Regions from separate parts of the Homo sapiens genome. Here region 1 is linked to region 2. Evidence: chromatin loops called from intact Hi-C (ENCODE). Cell type or tissue: natural killer cell. All regions are shown on one strand.

The links. Hi-C counts contacts between places; a loop is a spot of excess contacts. Peaks named below come from ENCODE experiments on the same cell type or tissue, not always from the same donor. Only the 100,000 strongest peaks of a DNase experiment are listed, where the experiment ranks them.
Region 1: it touches region 2 in a loop (2.2-fold over the local background); 1 of 110 quality-filtered maps calls a loop at or near these places.

Annotation. Positions count from the first base shown.
Region 1 is chr6:22,058,870-22,066,869 of GRCh38, reverse strand. The region is part of intron 8 of CASC15 (cancer susceptibility 15); the gene reads right to left. Among named protein-coding and RNA genes, the nearest start is that of NBAT1, 84 kb to the left of the region's middle. In natural killer cell, no CTCF peak of the experiment used is centred here; a DNase peak (open chromatin) is centred at 3,629.
Region 2 is chr6:21,921,303-21,929,302 of GRCh38, reverse strand. All of the region lies in intron 5 of CASC15 (cancer susceptibility 15), which reads right to left. Among named protein-coding and RNA genes, the nearest start is that of NBAT1, 220 kb to the left of the region's middle. RefSeq lists an enhancer at 3,349-3,458. In natural killer cell, no CTCF peak of the experiment used is centred here; a DNase peak (open chromatin) is centred at 3,102.

The sequences.
Region 1 (8,000 bases), 140 kb before region 2:
TGGACAATGGAAATAGAGCCAAATCCAAAGTTTAACTTCTTCCCTTCACCAATCAATAGGAAAGAAAGAACCAAGTTCAAGAATCCATAATCATCCCCGCAGACAGGCAGACAGAAGACAAAGACAAACACACAAACACACACAAGGAAAGCAACTGTGGCACATTGGCACTGACCCAAAACAAACCCTTCCTCTCAAGAACCTTTCTGTTTTTATAACTTATGAAAAACTTTTTCAGAGTTTTAAAACTCAAAAAAAATCTTCATTTTGGAGCCCTTGATGGTTCAGGCTGGAATTTTTTTTTTCTAATCTCACACCAGTATGAGAAGTCATGTTAAGAGGTCATTTGAAGGATTAAACTTCTAAGATCATTTTCATGAGAAAGAGACTGAACATCAGAAGACTGTCCTTTGGGTAGATTCTTAAGGGCTCAGAGAAGAATTTGAACTCCTCAATGAGCATCTCCACATCAGCCTGAATCCTAACCCTCTTTCAGTCAGACATCCCAAATCTAAACCTCCTATTTAAGGCCTCAGAGTCTCAACATTCCAAGTGAGTGGACACTAGAGTCATCACACTCAATCTCCCCATCCCTGCAAACCCTGTTCTAACTCCCCAAAGGACACCTGCAGAACATTAAACCAAGATTGAGTATCAAAGCCAAAACCTCACAAAATATGGAAAAGTCAGATTTTTCAAAGCACTTGCAAATAAGCTTTTTAATGTCCTTTAAAGTTTTCATTAATTATAACAAGTCTTCTCAATTTTTGCTTTTGACTTTCCAGACAATTCATGGTGTCAACTATCTACAGTACAGAAAAAGTTTCACACATTTAATATGTGAAACAGCATAAAGCAGATAAAACGCATATGTAAAAATACGAAGCAAAACGTCAGTCTGACATCATAATTTTTTTTTTTTTTGAGATGGAGTTTCACTCTTGTTACCCAGGCTAGAGTGCAACGGCACAATATTGGCTCACTGAAACCTCTGCCTCCCGGGTTCAAGCAGTTCTCCTGCCTCCGCCTCCCAAGTAGCTAGGATTACAGGCGCCCACCACCATACCCACCTAATTTTTATATTTTTAGTAGAGACAGCGTTTCACCATGTTGGTCAGGCTGGTCTCGAACTCCTAACCTCAGGTGATCCACCTGCCTCGGCCTCCCACAGTGCTGAGATTACAGGCATGAGCCACCATGCTGGGCCGTGACATCATAATTTTACATGCCCATATTACTTTCATATTCATATTATTGACTCTCTACTGGTAAAGCTACATTGATGCAGAATATCAAACAGAACAGATTCAGCAATTTTTCCTGTGAAAAGTACATAGCAATGTGACCAGAGTCTTGTCCAGTACCTGGCACATAGAGGCACACAAATATTTGTTGAACTAATTAATCAATCACTAGTCTTTAACACTTTCTGCTAAGACATCATCTAGGAAAAAAAAGAAGAAAAGAAAAGAAAGAAACCTCTTTCCCTTCCTCGTCTTCACAAATATCTCTAGGTAACTTACAAGTATACTCCCAATATGCTATTTCCATGTTTGCCATTTTCTGTATTTAATGTGCAGGTAATACACTTGAATATTAGAAAATTATAACAACAGGCAAAATAAAGCCATTTAATTATTCTCTAATCACACAGCTGTAACAACTTTTAGATTTATATAAATCTCACAAACTGCTTATAATATATCTGCACATACTGAATGCATGAAACACTGATTTGTTAGTTTTTTAAAAAAACAGGGTCTTAGAGAAATCTACACCACTGCTTAATGCCTCACTTGGTATTTTATTGCATATTTCTACTATAATTTATTTGACCACTGTAATATTATTTAGACATTTCTAGCAAAATGTATCAAAAATAAATAAGTTTGCGATCAAGCATTCTTATAGCTAAATTTTTTACACATTTGATCACAGTCTGAGAAAAAATTTGCCTAGAAGCTGAACTGCTGAAACTGTAAGAATATTTTGTGGCTTTTGATTTTACATATCGTGAAATCACCTTTAGAGAGTATACAAAAAATTTCCCCCAAAATGGCAGGTTTTTTTCCTTACCCATAGTAATACTGGTTTTTATCATTATTCTCCAACTGAGTCAGTTTAGTAGTTTAAAAATATGTCTTGTTTTACTTTACATTGCTTAAAGAAAGGGTGATTGTTTCACATATGTAAATGCAAATAATATGTATAACATTTTGAAGTGTCAGCTCAAAGTAGATACTCATAACCAATAGCAGGTATTAGCAGCCTTGAGAGACTGGCCACTTTTTACAAAGCACAATATATATTGAAGTCTTAGTATTAACTGCCTCTGTATTTTTAAAATTAAGATTGCTCAAAACTTTTGTGAAAATTTTCTAAAGCTCAATACATATCAAGATGGTTCGACTTAGGATGAGATATGCATTTTTTTACTAGCCCCTTCACCTTGTCAGCAGATATTTTTAAATGTCTAGATATTGACATTCTCTCTTTATCTCATGGCCCACTTGAGTTTTGCTTTAAATTGGTGCCTGTGTTGATGCATGCACACACATATTTACATATACATATATGTGTGTACACAAACGTCTACTCTACATATGCAAACTCCACCTCCTGGGTTCAAGCGATTCTCCTGCCTTAGCCTCCCGAGTAGCTGGGATTACAGGCGTGTGCCACCACACCCAGCTAATTTTTGTATTTTTAGTAGGGACAGAGTTTCCCCACATTGGCCAGGCTGGTCTCAAACTCCTGACCTCAGGTGATCCGCCTGCCTCAGCCTCCTAAAGTGCTGGGATTACAGGCGTGAGCCACCACGCCCAGCCTTGTGTGGTTTTTTAAAACCACTCCATACATACACATTTGATAGATATTGATAGATATGTATACACACATATGCATACATACAGAGATTCAAGACCTTACATTTTCCCCCTTAGGCTTAGCAAATCAATTAATACTAATGTTTTCTTGTTTACTATTTTATTTCATTTATTTATTTATTTCTGAGACAGGGTCTCGCTCTGTTGCCCAGGCTGGAGTGCAGTGGCGCAACCATGGCTCACTGCAGTTTCGACCTCCCAGGCTTAAGGGATCCTTCCACCTCTGCCTCCAAGTAGCTGGGAGAACAAGGGGACACCACCACACAAGGCAAATTAAAAAATAAAAAATTCTTTTAGAGATGGTGTCTTTTAGAGATGTTGCCCAGGCTGATCTTGAACTCCTGGGCTCAAACAATCTTCCTGCTTCGGCCTCTCAAAGAGCTGGTATTATAGACCTGAGCCACCACACCCGGCCTCTTGTTTACTGTTTTAAAGGAGTAATCCCAGGGGTGTTCTCACTGCAAAACACCACTGAAAGAAAATAAAACACTATTTCTCCTGGATTCTTCTCCTCACCATTAAACAAGTGAGTAAACAGCAAAGAAGCCTACTTCAGAACTACCTGACCTGCTCACCCCACTGAGCTGCCAAGAGCTGCACCCACTGTGTCCCACAAGCATGACAGGCTCGGCTCTGCAGGGAATGGGCACAGCCCCACACAGTCATCGCAACCGACATCTGTGGGCAAGACGCCGAGGTACACCTCAATCACGTGTGCCTGTCACAGAACGCTCGCTCACGCACCTGCTTCAACCGTGTGAGCTCAGCCTGTGGGTTTTCCTTGATTGATGTTGGTGTAACTGCTTCACGCTCTCCGTGGGTGAAGGGAAGTGGGCTCTGCTCAGAGCAGTTTGTGGTGCTTCACACTTCCACTTGACATTACACAAGGAATAGCAAGTTACAGAGGGAGGCACACGCCTGCAGGCTCTCCACACCCTCACTGACGGATGGAGAAGGCATCGAACCTTAAAATAAAACAACAATGAAATAGGGGCTTTGAAAACCAGGAAACAAGCAGGCGAAGGAAGCATCTGTCTCTTTCACTCTGAGCCAACCCCAGATGAGTCACACGCGTGTGCGCGCACACACACACACACCATGCCCACCAGAGGACCACTGATTTCACCACCTCTAGGCCTTCGTAGAGGCTTTTAATGTTTCTTGACTAAGCAAATTTGTTCTTTGCCCAAACTACCACAATATTCATGAAATCATTCAGACCTAGAAAAAAAGAGAAAAAATGACTATTTGAGCAAATTTCACAACTTTCAACAAGGTTCAATCTACCCTAAGAAAAGGTTTCAATAAATTGTGCCCATGTGTATAACTTTTCAACTTTTTAACATTCATTTCTTATTTTCAAAGTAAATATTCAAGTCAGCTAAGTTACAACACCTGATTTTGGATCTTTGGAACCCCACAACTGCCATGCAAGTTCCCAGGCGAATGATCTGAAAAAACTCCACGGTCTTCAATTGCTCCCACACTTGGCTCTCCTTTTTGTTGCCTCTACTCCTCTGCTATGAGATTCGAGGCAATAACTACAATTTTAGAAAAAGTAAGAAAGCCTGATTATAAGAAAAATCAAAGAAAATATCTGCATATGTTAGAAAAGCATATGCAAAAGGAAAAAAATCCAGTTGGATGCCAAAACTTGTGTGGTTTTTAAAATTTTTATTTATTTATTCATTTTTGAGACAGAGCCTCACTCTGTTGCCCAGGCTGGAGGGCAGTGGCACCATCTCAGCTCACTGCAAAGTCCACCTCCTGGGTTCAAGCGATTCTCCCGCCTTAACCTCCCGAGTAGCTGGGATCACAGGTGTGTGCCACCACACCCAGCTAATTTTTGTATTTTTAGTAGGGACAGGGTTTCCCCACATTGGCCAGGCTGGTCTCAAACTCCTGACCTCAGGTGATCTGCCTGCCTCAGCCTCCTAAAGTGCTGGGATTACAGGCGTGAGCCACCGCGCCCAGCCTTGTGTGGTTTTTTAAAACCACTCCATACATCCCATTGGTGGACCCAGAGAAGTTCTAGCAAAAACCTAATTGTTGCTTTCATTTGAACTATGTGAAACTGTCTTTTTTTAACCCTTGAAATACTGACAATTTCAAGGGATTCACCTAAATATTTTCTCAGACTTACACATGCCACAATACTTTTGGTGATTAGGACAAAAGGTTTACAAAGGACAGAGAATCTTCATTCTCTGCATCTTCTCCTTTTCATCCACATTCTTTCCTCTTTTATTATTCACCTCCTTCACTCAAGTGGGCAGGAGCAGATGGAGGAAGGAATGGGAAGGGACCCTGAGCAATCACCTAGAACTGGACCTGGATTTCAGCCCAATTTTAGGTTCCAGAGGTAGTCCTATTCCTCCACTCATAAAAATGTCAAACAAACAAACAAACAAACAAACAAAAACCTAGGGCTCTGAAAACAGTATTTTATCTTCTCACATCTTCCCTTCCAGAGTCTTCTACTCTCATGTTGAGGTTCACTCACTCGGGGTGGGCTTAAGATCACATTTGAAACGTAACTGGTTACCTACAAACCTGGTTGGATTTTTGGACTCCGTAACTGAACTAATCACAAGTCACTTTTTACCTTTAACATCTATTTTCTCCCACTGGTCCCTGAGCTGCCTTAACATTTTCTAGCCACCTTGCCTTCTTCTAGAAAGCATTTTATTGAAAGACACAAGTTTCCCAGTAACTGTCAGAAGTAGAAGAAGAAACTACTACACTGGTATCCTTCACCATTTTGAGACAAGAGTATGCATTTAAGAGAAATATCCACATCTAAAGGAAACCCATCTATGCAGGAAGTATAAAAATAGGGGGAAGAACCTGTATTTCTGAACCATGACTATAATAACGGGGTAGTCCCTGCCCCCAGCTGGTGTGGCATCCAAAGATGTACTGAAACTTTCTGATAGATGTCAAAGGTCACACATTAGAGAAAGAAATGATGCCAACTGAATGCAATAATGTAGGGAAAAAATCCTTAAAAGTTTTAAAGAATCTGTGTGCACAAAATGCTGACAAACCTTCAACGCAGCATTGTAAGCCTAACAAAAGCTACATTCCATGCCCACCTCTAAGGAAATATATTAATTTCTACAGGGCTTTCATTTCTTTACCTTTCCTTCCATGAGGATTCAGCACATGTTCCACGTACAGGATTACTGTCAGCCTGATTTTGAATGTGATTGGGATGGGGTGCGGGGCAGAAACTTCAGAAGTATAGATGCAAAAATACAAAGCCTTGACCCGGTCAAAAGGAAACGAAGAGTCCACCTAATATGAACTAAACTATAAGATTTTTCTCTCTTCAAATTGTGCTACCTTTAAGAAATCAGTTTCTATTGGATTTTTTTCCGTAGAAAAACTATATATTTTATATTGTAGAACAAAGCCCAAAATATGGGAAGACAAGGCACAAGTTTCCTCCTTTGTTCTGAGTAACACAAGTGTTTATTAAATTTTGTAACATGGTCAATGGGACACTAAAGGGTTGGTATCAACTCACCTATGATACACAGCAACTGAAAACTACAATAACAGCAAATGTGTACAGCAATCCTCCTGTGTATGTACATAGTTGTTTTAGAAACTTTAAATACGCTGTTTTACTTAATATTCCTTCCAGCAACCATTAGAGGTGCAGAGTATATTCCCACTCTACTCAGGAGGAAACTAAGGCTCAGAAAGTTTAATAATTTCCCCAATTGAGAAAGCTGCCTATGAAGCTGAGATTCAAACCCATTATTTCCCAATCCCAAGGCTTGTCTCTTTTCTTTCCTGAACTTTTCTTGCAAAGGCCAATCTCTGCAGTAACAGTGGGAGTAGAGGGTGAAAACTCTAGTTAATTGGAAAGTCCCTGCCCTGCCCACCCAGGAGAGGTATGGAGTACTTGTTATTCAGCCACAGCTGATATTGACCGTGGGAGACCAGTGAAGTCAGATTCTGGCTTCTTTGGAAAAATTGACCAAATGTTTATATAAACATTTTTAAAATATTGGCAGCAAGTCATTTAAACACACATGCACCCATGCATGTGCATACACACACACAACTCCTCATAAGGGCAAACACAACATTTTTGAAGGAGTGATTAAGCTCTCTGGTCCCCCAGTTTATGATATCTGTCCTACCTCGCCTATTTTTCATTTATTATATCCACCAGGAAGCCACATTATAGTCCAAAAGTTCCAATGGAGCCATTATTAAATTTATATTAGGGTTCGATGCACATTGCAGATCAAAATTCTCCTCAAACCTACACATAGTTTCAGTTAGTTGCCTGAAGAGAGCCACAAGCTTTCACAACAAAAGCATCCATCTTATCCCATGTTCAGTACCTGCAAATGAACAATAAAACACCACCACGGCCACTAAGCAGGTCTAGTCTGTGGCAATGACAGCAGCTCTTGGGTTCAATTAGCCCATGCTTTGCCAGATCCACAAACTAGTAAACATTTCAAAAAAGGTAGATCACAAGAGCAAAAAGCACCTGCAGGAACCACTATCCCCATAACCTTTCTCGTCCCTCTTTCCCCTTCAAGTTTGATGATTTGGCAGTTCTGGAACTCTTCCGAGAGAAGTCAAGACTCACTCTGCCAGCCCCAGCTGTTCAAAGCTCAGCCCAATCTGTTCCATATAGTTGGCTGTATTCTAACAATAATGTGGCTACAGTTCACCTTCATTTGCTGCAAAGATCATTAACTATCCCTCAGAGAGATACAGTATTAAAGAAAGAGAGTGCTCGAGGCATAATAAATGGAAGTTCCTGGGTAACACAGTTCAAAAGAGGTAGGATGATGCCAGCAAGGCCACCTGACAGTTTCTATAGCCAGAGAAAAGGGAAGAAAACAGGGGCAGGAAGGAGGCAAAATCAGAAAGAGAAATAAGAAAAGCCAGAATGTGCCTGGCAAGTGTGTATGTTCATGTGAGCAGAAAATAGAGGAAAAACAGAACATCTGAAATAAAGACACCAGGACATTTAATGTTAAGTCACAGCAGTGACATGATCCTACTTGTCTGGCAGCTCAAACATTCTATGACAGAGGTAGAAGTAAATTTGGAAGGAGAGTGAGAGCAGAGAGAATGAATTAC
Region 2 (8,000 bases):
CTAATTTAAAATTCCACTCTCATCTCCAACAGGTAGCAATGTAGTTATTTTAAAGGTAAAAGGAAAATATGCTAAAAACTAAATTGTGGGAGCATTATTGATATACATAAGGTATGCATTGTCACCATGATCTGCATTAAAAAAAAAAAAGAAGGGTGTAACACCCATAGCCTCTATCCTCAACTGACATTCATTCAACAAATATTGACTGTCTATCAGGTGCCAGACATTACACGGTCATTGCTCTTGAGAAATACCCAGTTCAGTGGGGAAGACAGCCATATAAACAACAATTACAATCTAATATGATATTTTATAACAAAGGGTCCACAGACAGAAGTATATTGACAAATGCTTCACAAAGAAGACTTTGAGCTAGGCTTCTGAGTGAGCAGGACAGTGTCCGGGAGGGAGTGTGACAAGAGGAGGAGCCAAGAGAAGGATGAATCCATTCATACGGAATCAAACAGCATGATTTCTTAACACTTGAACTAGGGCACCTTAAACAGAATGAGGAGAGGTAAAATGGGAGAAGGACTTAGAAAAGACAGTTTAGGAAGGGTCTTAAGATACCCTGGAGGATTTGAGGCAGGGGAAAGATGTAATCAGAAATTTCCTCAAAAATCCTGCCTAGGCTGGTCACAGTGGCTCATGCCTGTAATCTCAGCACCTTGGGAGGTCGAGGCAGGTGGATCACTTCAGGTCAGGGGTTCAAGACCAGCCTGGCCAACATGGTGAAACCCCATCTTTACTAAAAATACAAAAATTAGCCAGGCATGATGGCATGTGCCTGTAATCCCAGCTACTCGGGAAGCTGAGGCACAAGAACAGCTTGAATCTGGGAGGCAGATGTTGCAGTTAGCCGAAATCGCACCACTGCACTCCAGCCTGGGTGACAGAGCAAGATTCTGTCTCAAAAAAAAAAAAAAAAAAAAAAAAAATCTTGCCTATTGGCAGCATCCGTTGCAGTTCTCTAGCAAGTAATAAAAAGGGACTGAACTTTAAAACAATAGCCACAGAAATAGGAAGGGCAAATTCTAGGGATATTTAGATACAATAAAAAAGACTCTGTGATCCAATTAGCTGTGAGGAAGAGTCAAGGGTGGATCCCATCCTCCCACTTAGACAGCAGTTTAAAGGTAGAGAAGACAAGATTAAAAAGTTGAGTAAAAATAACAGATTCTCTCTGAACACATTCATGTTTAATGTGATATACCTCCTAGGCAGCTAGATGGAGACTTAAAGCAGTATTAAATTTTGGAAACAGCAACATGGATTTTAGGAGACCAAAGAGACTGAAGGTAAAGGTATAGGAATCAGTGATTTATAAGAGTTGTTGAAGTTCCTGGGGATAAAAGAAATCAAACATAGAAAACATATTCTTACCATTCTTGTCATCTTATAAGAAATGCTTCACTGGCAAGGAGCACTGATTGGAAATTGACTTAAAGTTTAACTATGCATAGCTTCCCTTATTTCAGAAAGTTTGTCCACAACTGTTCTAAAGCGATCATCATGAAAGCCATGCAATGGCTCTCATGCAATGCTCTGCCATCAACGTTTAACTTCACTTCTGGAAGGGAGGATGAGAAACAGGCCTGCCTCCTGCCCGCTCCGGCCTGAAAAGGATTCCAACAACTGATGAAACAGAGCCCAAAGATAGCAGGCTCTTCTCAGGTGAAGTTCTCATCAAAACCACATGCAATTCTCTCCTGTTTCCTACTCACATCCTCTTCCTTCCCCTATGTTTTTCTGTGAATATATCTGCATGCCACAAATAGGCTACCAAGTCTTCTTAGAGTGGGTGGTGCAAAGGTAAAATACAGTACATTAGTTAAAAAGTAAATATGGCAAGGACAAATTCTATTGCTTTTTGATATCTGTGAGAAGGCAACAGAAGAGTTAGAACTAACAAAGACGGCAGGAATTACAAGATCCAAGCAAATAGTTTCCTTGCTTTGGATTAGAGTTGGACACCCAAGTGTGTAAAACTCCTGGCAGGAGGATTGAGGTGAAGAGCGGGAAAGTACAGGAGGATTCCGCCAAATTTTAGCTGCTCAGCAGACAAAATAAGGTATGACAGGCACCTAGCCAGGGCTCTAGAAAAATATTTGACCACTGCCAGAATCCAGAAAAACCAATGCTACCAAGCATCTAAAATGAAAAGTACGAGGCCGGGCGCGGTGGCTCATGCCTGTAATTCCAGCACTTTGGGAGGCCGAGGCGGGTGCATCACCTGAGGTCAGGAGTTCGAGACCAGCCTGGCCAACATGGCGAAACCCTGTCTCTGCTAAAAATACAAAAATTAGCCAGGCATGGTGGCAAGTGCTTCTAATTCCAGCTACTCAAGAGGCTGAGGCAGGGAGAATTGCTTGAACTCAGGAGATGGAGGTTGCAGTGACCTGAGATCACACCACTGCACTCCAGCCTGGGCAACAGAGTAAGGCTCTTTCTCAAAAAAAAAAAAAAGTAAAGTACCGAGTCAGACAGACCACTTGAGGTCAGGAGTTCAAGACCAGCCTGGCCAACATGGGGAAATCCCATCTCTACTAAAAGTACAACAATTACCCAGGCGTGGTGGTGGGCACCTGTAATCCCAGCTACTTGGGAGTCTGAGGCAGGAGAATCACTTGAACCCAGGAGGCAGAGGTTGCAGTGAGCTAAGATCGCACCACTGCACTCCAGCCTGGGCAACAGAGCAAGACTCCATCTCAATCAATCAATCAATAAAATGAAAAGTAGTAGCCCTCTTAGCAGAAACCTCTCATAGCAGAGGGTTGTAAAAGATACTGAGGAGCCAGGAAATGGGGGAAAAAAGCAGAGTCTGAGAGCCCCAAATAGCTGAGGCTGACCTGAGCAATTTGACTTCATTTCTGCATTAAGCAAAGAGCTCCCGCACTATACCACTGGCGTGTCAGGACTGATGTGCACGGATGGAAAATGACACCTGGAGAGTTGCTCACTTCACCTAACATACAATTCTAAATAAAATGTTTCACTCTTCTGTGAGGTCTTTGATTATCACTAGCGAAATCTCTACAAATACAGAAACATGAACTGCTGCTGTCTGGTTAGGCCTGTCTTTCAGGGGTTGAAAAGTTGCTCTGGAAGCCGGGGGTTTCCTGACTTGCCCTAAAGGTTTCTCAGACTGCTCTATAATAATGATGATTGAAAAGCATATTATGTCAACAGATACTTCTTTGGAAGGAGGAAAACAGGAGGACAATACCTCACTCATCAGAAAGAGCCAGACATACCTATAGGGTATGCAAAGCAAGCCAAAACTCCTTTGTGTGGTTTTGGGGGGGGCGGATTTTTTGAGACAGGGTCTTGCTCTGTGGCCCACGCTGGACTGCAGTGGCATAATCACGGCTCACAGCAGGCTCAAGAGATCCTTCCACCTCAGCCTCCTAGTAGCTGAGACTATAGGTATGTGCCACCACATCTGGCTATTTTTATTATTTTTTATTTTTGTAGAGGCAGGGTTTGACCATATTGCCCAGGCTGGTCTCAAACTCCTGGGCTCAAGCAATTTTCCAGAGGTGGCCTCCCAAAGTGCTAGGATTACAGGCATGAGCCACTGTGCACCCATCCTATATTATGTTTTGAAAAGGAAAAATAATTAAGTGTACATCTACTGAGAAAAGAAAAAAAAAATGTGCCAGCAACACCCAAGATGATGTCATATCAGCAGCTAGTTTCAGGTCAAATACAGTACAACAGGAAGCTTGGGACTGAAGACAAGCAGGACCCAGCCCACTGGACCCGCCCCTAAACCAATCGCCAGACTTGCTCCCAACCTACAGAAAGAACACTTTCCACTATGGATAGTGAGATAGTAATTTGTATATCCAATTCTGCTATTTCAAAAGCTAGGCTGTGTATATACACGGAAATATCTGGTCTGTCAAGTATTCTATAGCTGAGAGGGTCCCACAGCACTTTCAAAATAAAAAAAGTTAAATTCTTTTTAGCCACTCCATTTCTATCACTGCAGTCTCCAACCGTGCCAGGCTGTGAAAATTAAGGCCAGTAATGACTTCACTCTGCTAGAACATTGACTTGTAATCAAGGCAAGGATAATCAACTGCAAACAGAAGAAATCCATTAGAATCTAACATTGAAAAATTGGGGAATTGGGAGTGTTTGCTTTTAATGCTTACTCTTAGCCAAACCAATTAACACTTAGGTCTATCCACAAAGCTCTTGTGTAAGTTGTTGGGTGGAGGGAGGAAAATCACCATCACCATCATCACTATCACCATTCATCATCACCACCACCACCACACCATCATCACCACTGCCAACACCTCCATCACCGTCACCCTCACCATCACCATCACCATCATCACTATCACCATTCATCATCACCACCACCACCACGCCATCATCACCACTGCCATCACCTCCATCACCGCCACCCTCACCATCACCATCACCATCATCACTATCACCATTCATCATCACCACCACCACCACGCCATCATCACCACTGCCATCACCTCCATCACCGCCACCCTCACCCTCACCATCACCATCATCACTATCACCATTCATCATCACCACCACCACCATGCCATCATCACCACTGCCATCACCTCCATCACCGCCACCCTCACCATCACCATCATCATCACCACCACCACAACACCATCACAATAAAAAGTATGCATTTCTGCCCTCCAAAAGGCCACAGAAGCTTCCTTTCTTAGGAAATTGTACTGATATATTTGCTGTTTTTCCTTTGCCCTCCTAAAGCTATCACCACATAATAAGCATCCTTTCAATCAAAGAAGAATAGGAAGAGGTCAAGATTGTTCAAGGATTCCTAGGGCCCTGGTGATAGAAGACAGAGTGAATTTATGGCCCAAATCAAGTGTTTTTATCTTTCCATAAGAGAAAGATACTTGTGACAAGTAGAGTGAGATACTAGAAAGAATGCAGCCTCTCTAACTCGTTATCATTTGTAAATTCCCTGCCTGATTTGATAACAAATATCACTTTTCCTTCAGTGCCATTGGAAAAAAAAAATCACAGTGATAACAAAGGTGCCATTATTTCTGATCGCATTTTCCTGTTAATAATCACAGTTACAGTCAACTAACACCCTGGGTTCTCACATCATTAAATAAATATTACCTGGTGGCAAATATTAGTATCCCCAATTTTGCATTCCAAAGATGTCAAGAAACCTATCGGAAAGGTCAAATCTCAGTAAACAAGGCCAAAGCCAAAAAAAAAACACAAAAATCCCCTATTTCCATTATTTCCTAGTTTCAACATAAATGTCTGTGTCTCTGGCTCTCAATGGAATTTTCTACCAGACACATCAGTGGCCATAGTGGTCATTATAATCCTATCCTACTTGACATAATAAATTTGATTAGTAGAAGTTCATAAAAACAGAATCCTGGAAGGGATTCCTGGATCAGAGACTCTTAACCCAAGATTTATTAATTATAGGAGGGCATGCACATCTTTAAGTTACAGTTTCAAAATTTGTGCAAATACACAGTTTACTCTGGAAAAATCCCAGAGGTTTCCTAAATTCTCTGGGACTCATGTTCTCTCCATTTAAGAATCACTGATAGCAAATTAGTCACTCTCAATTCTTACTGTACATCAGAAGAGTCTCTGAGGAACTTTGATTAAAAAACACACTTCCCAGCCAGGCACAGTGGCTCACACCTGTAATCCCAGCACTTCAGGAGGCCAAGGCAGGCAGATCACTAGGTCATGAGTTCAAGGCCAGCCTGGCCAATATGGTGAAACCCTGTCTCTACCAAAAATACAACAATTAGCCAGGCGTGGTGGCGGGCACCTGTAGTCCCAGCTACTCGGGAGGCTGAGGCAGGAGAATCGCTTGAACCTGCAAGGCGGAGGTTGCAGTGAGCCCAGATCGTGCCACTGCACTCCAGCCTGGGTCACAGAGAGAGACTCCATCTCAAAAAAAAAAAAAAAAAAAAAACACTTCCCAAGGCCAAGCCCTAGACAAACTAAATCACAATGTTAGTAGACAGAACTCAAGCACATGAATTTTTTTAAATAACTTTTTTTAAAAGGCTTTCAATTATGGCTTTCAATGTAAAAGGCTTTCAATGTATGATGATTATACATACACAAGGTTAAAAACACTGTGTAGCTTCAATTGATTAGTCTTTTTATTTTATATAATCACTGAACTTTATCATTGGAAGAAATCCTAGATATTGGAAAACTAGCACACTTCTTTTACAAAAAAGAACCAAATGTGTTAATTAACTTGCCCAGGATCATACAGCTAGTTAGAAACAGAACCAAAATATTCTGCTTTAAACATATTTTTTAAAACTACATTCAAATTTTTATTTTTTAAAAATCATAAAATAGGGTTTACCAGCCTCTCTACTAAGTCCCCTAAAACTACCTCCTGAATTTCTTCTTGAAAAGAGAAAGTTCACCATCTTTTGTAGTTTATATGCAAAAAGTAACCTACATCTGCATAAAATTATTGTAAATATCACAGATGAACCATATTTAGAGGGATAAACCATCATGGGTAATAAATTATGATAAACACACAGTGAAGATTGGTTGACCCCTTTATCAACTGAGTGAGAAATTCCTGATAATCAAAATTATGGCTCACCACAATTTCTTATACTTTTCTTTCTAGCTGTTTTATTTTATTTTTAATTGTCAAAGAAAAGAACGAAAGCATGCTTGCCCCCAGAAAAGGGTGTAAATAGCCAAGGCATCTCATGTGCTTCAGGAAGGTATTTACATGTCCCAAACCAAGAAGGATAGGCCCTTTAATGGTAGATAAATGACATCTATTTATCCTAAACGAAGACCTTTTAAAATGCAATTTGAGTTGAAGAGAAGAAAGGGAAAGAAGGAGGTGACTTTTTCTTTGTTAAATTTCACAATAAATTTACATCCAGACTCAGCAAGTGCTTTTCTGTGGCTTCACAGTAGCTGAGATAATTATACTCCTGACCTCTTGATGTATGAGTCCCGATTGAGGGAAGTCAGCTGAATCCCAAGGACAGCATTCCAAGATGATGAAAAGAATTCTTTCAGGACACACCCACTGTGTGACTTGGTGCAGGCAGGATTTCTCCCTACCCCACTGAAGAAGACAGAGCAGAGGGGAAAGGAGAGGACCAGGGTTCACTTCATTGACAGGGACACAGGCAGATAAGTAGTAAGAACAGTTAACATTCAAATGCTTACAATATGCCAAGAACCACTCTAAAGGTTCTGTATTTACAATCAACGTTTCAGCCCGCGGACTGCATATGTCTGTGTTCCCTTAAGATTATAATGGAGCTGAAAATTCCTATTGCCCAATGACGTCTTGATGATCCTGACCTGTGTAAACCTAAGGTAACATATGTGTTTGTGTCTCAGTTTTTAACAACAACAAAAAAGTTTAGAAAGTTACAAAAAAAAATTAGAAATGGAAAAAATCTTGCAGATATAAGGAAAGAAAATGTTGTATAGCTGTACAATGTGTTTGTGTTTTTTTTTGTTGTTGTTGTTGTTTTTTGAGACGGAGTCTTGCTCTGTCGCCCAGGCTGGAGTGCAGTGGCGTCTTGTCGGCTCACTGCAAGCTCCGCTTCCCGGGTTCACGCCATTCTCCTGCCTCAGCCTCCCAAGTAGCTGGGACTACAGGCACCCGCCACCATGCCCAGCTAATTTTTTGTATTTTCAGTAGAGACGGGGGTTTCATCATATTAGCCAGGCTGGTCTCGAACTCCTGACCTCGTGATCTGCCCGCTTCAGCCTCTCAAAGTGCCAGGATTCCAGGTGTGAGCCACTGTGCCTGGCCCTACTTTTTATCCTTTATATTTTTACTGTAACTTTTCTATGTCTAGATATGTTCAGATACATACATATCTAGCATTATGTCATAATTGCCTACAATATTTTGTACAGTAACATGCTATAAGGTTTGTAGCCCAAGAGCAATAGGTTGTACCATCTAGCTTAGGTGTGTAGTAAGCTACCCCATCTAG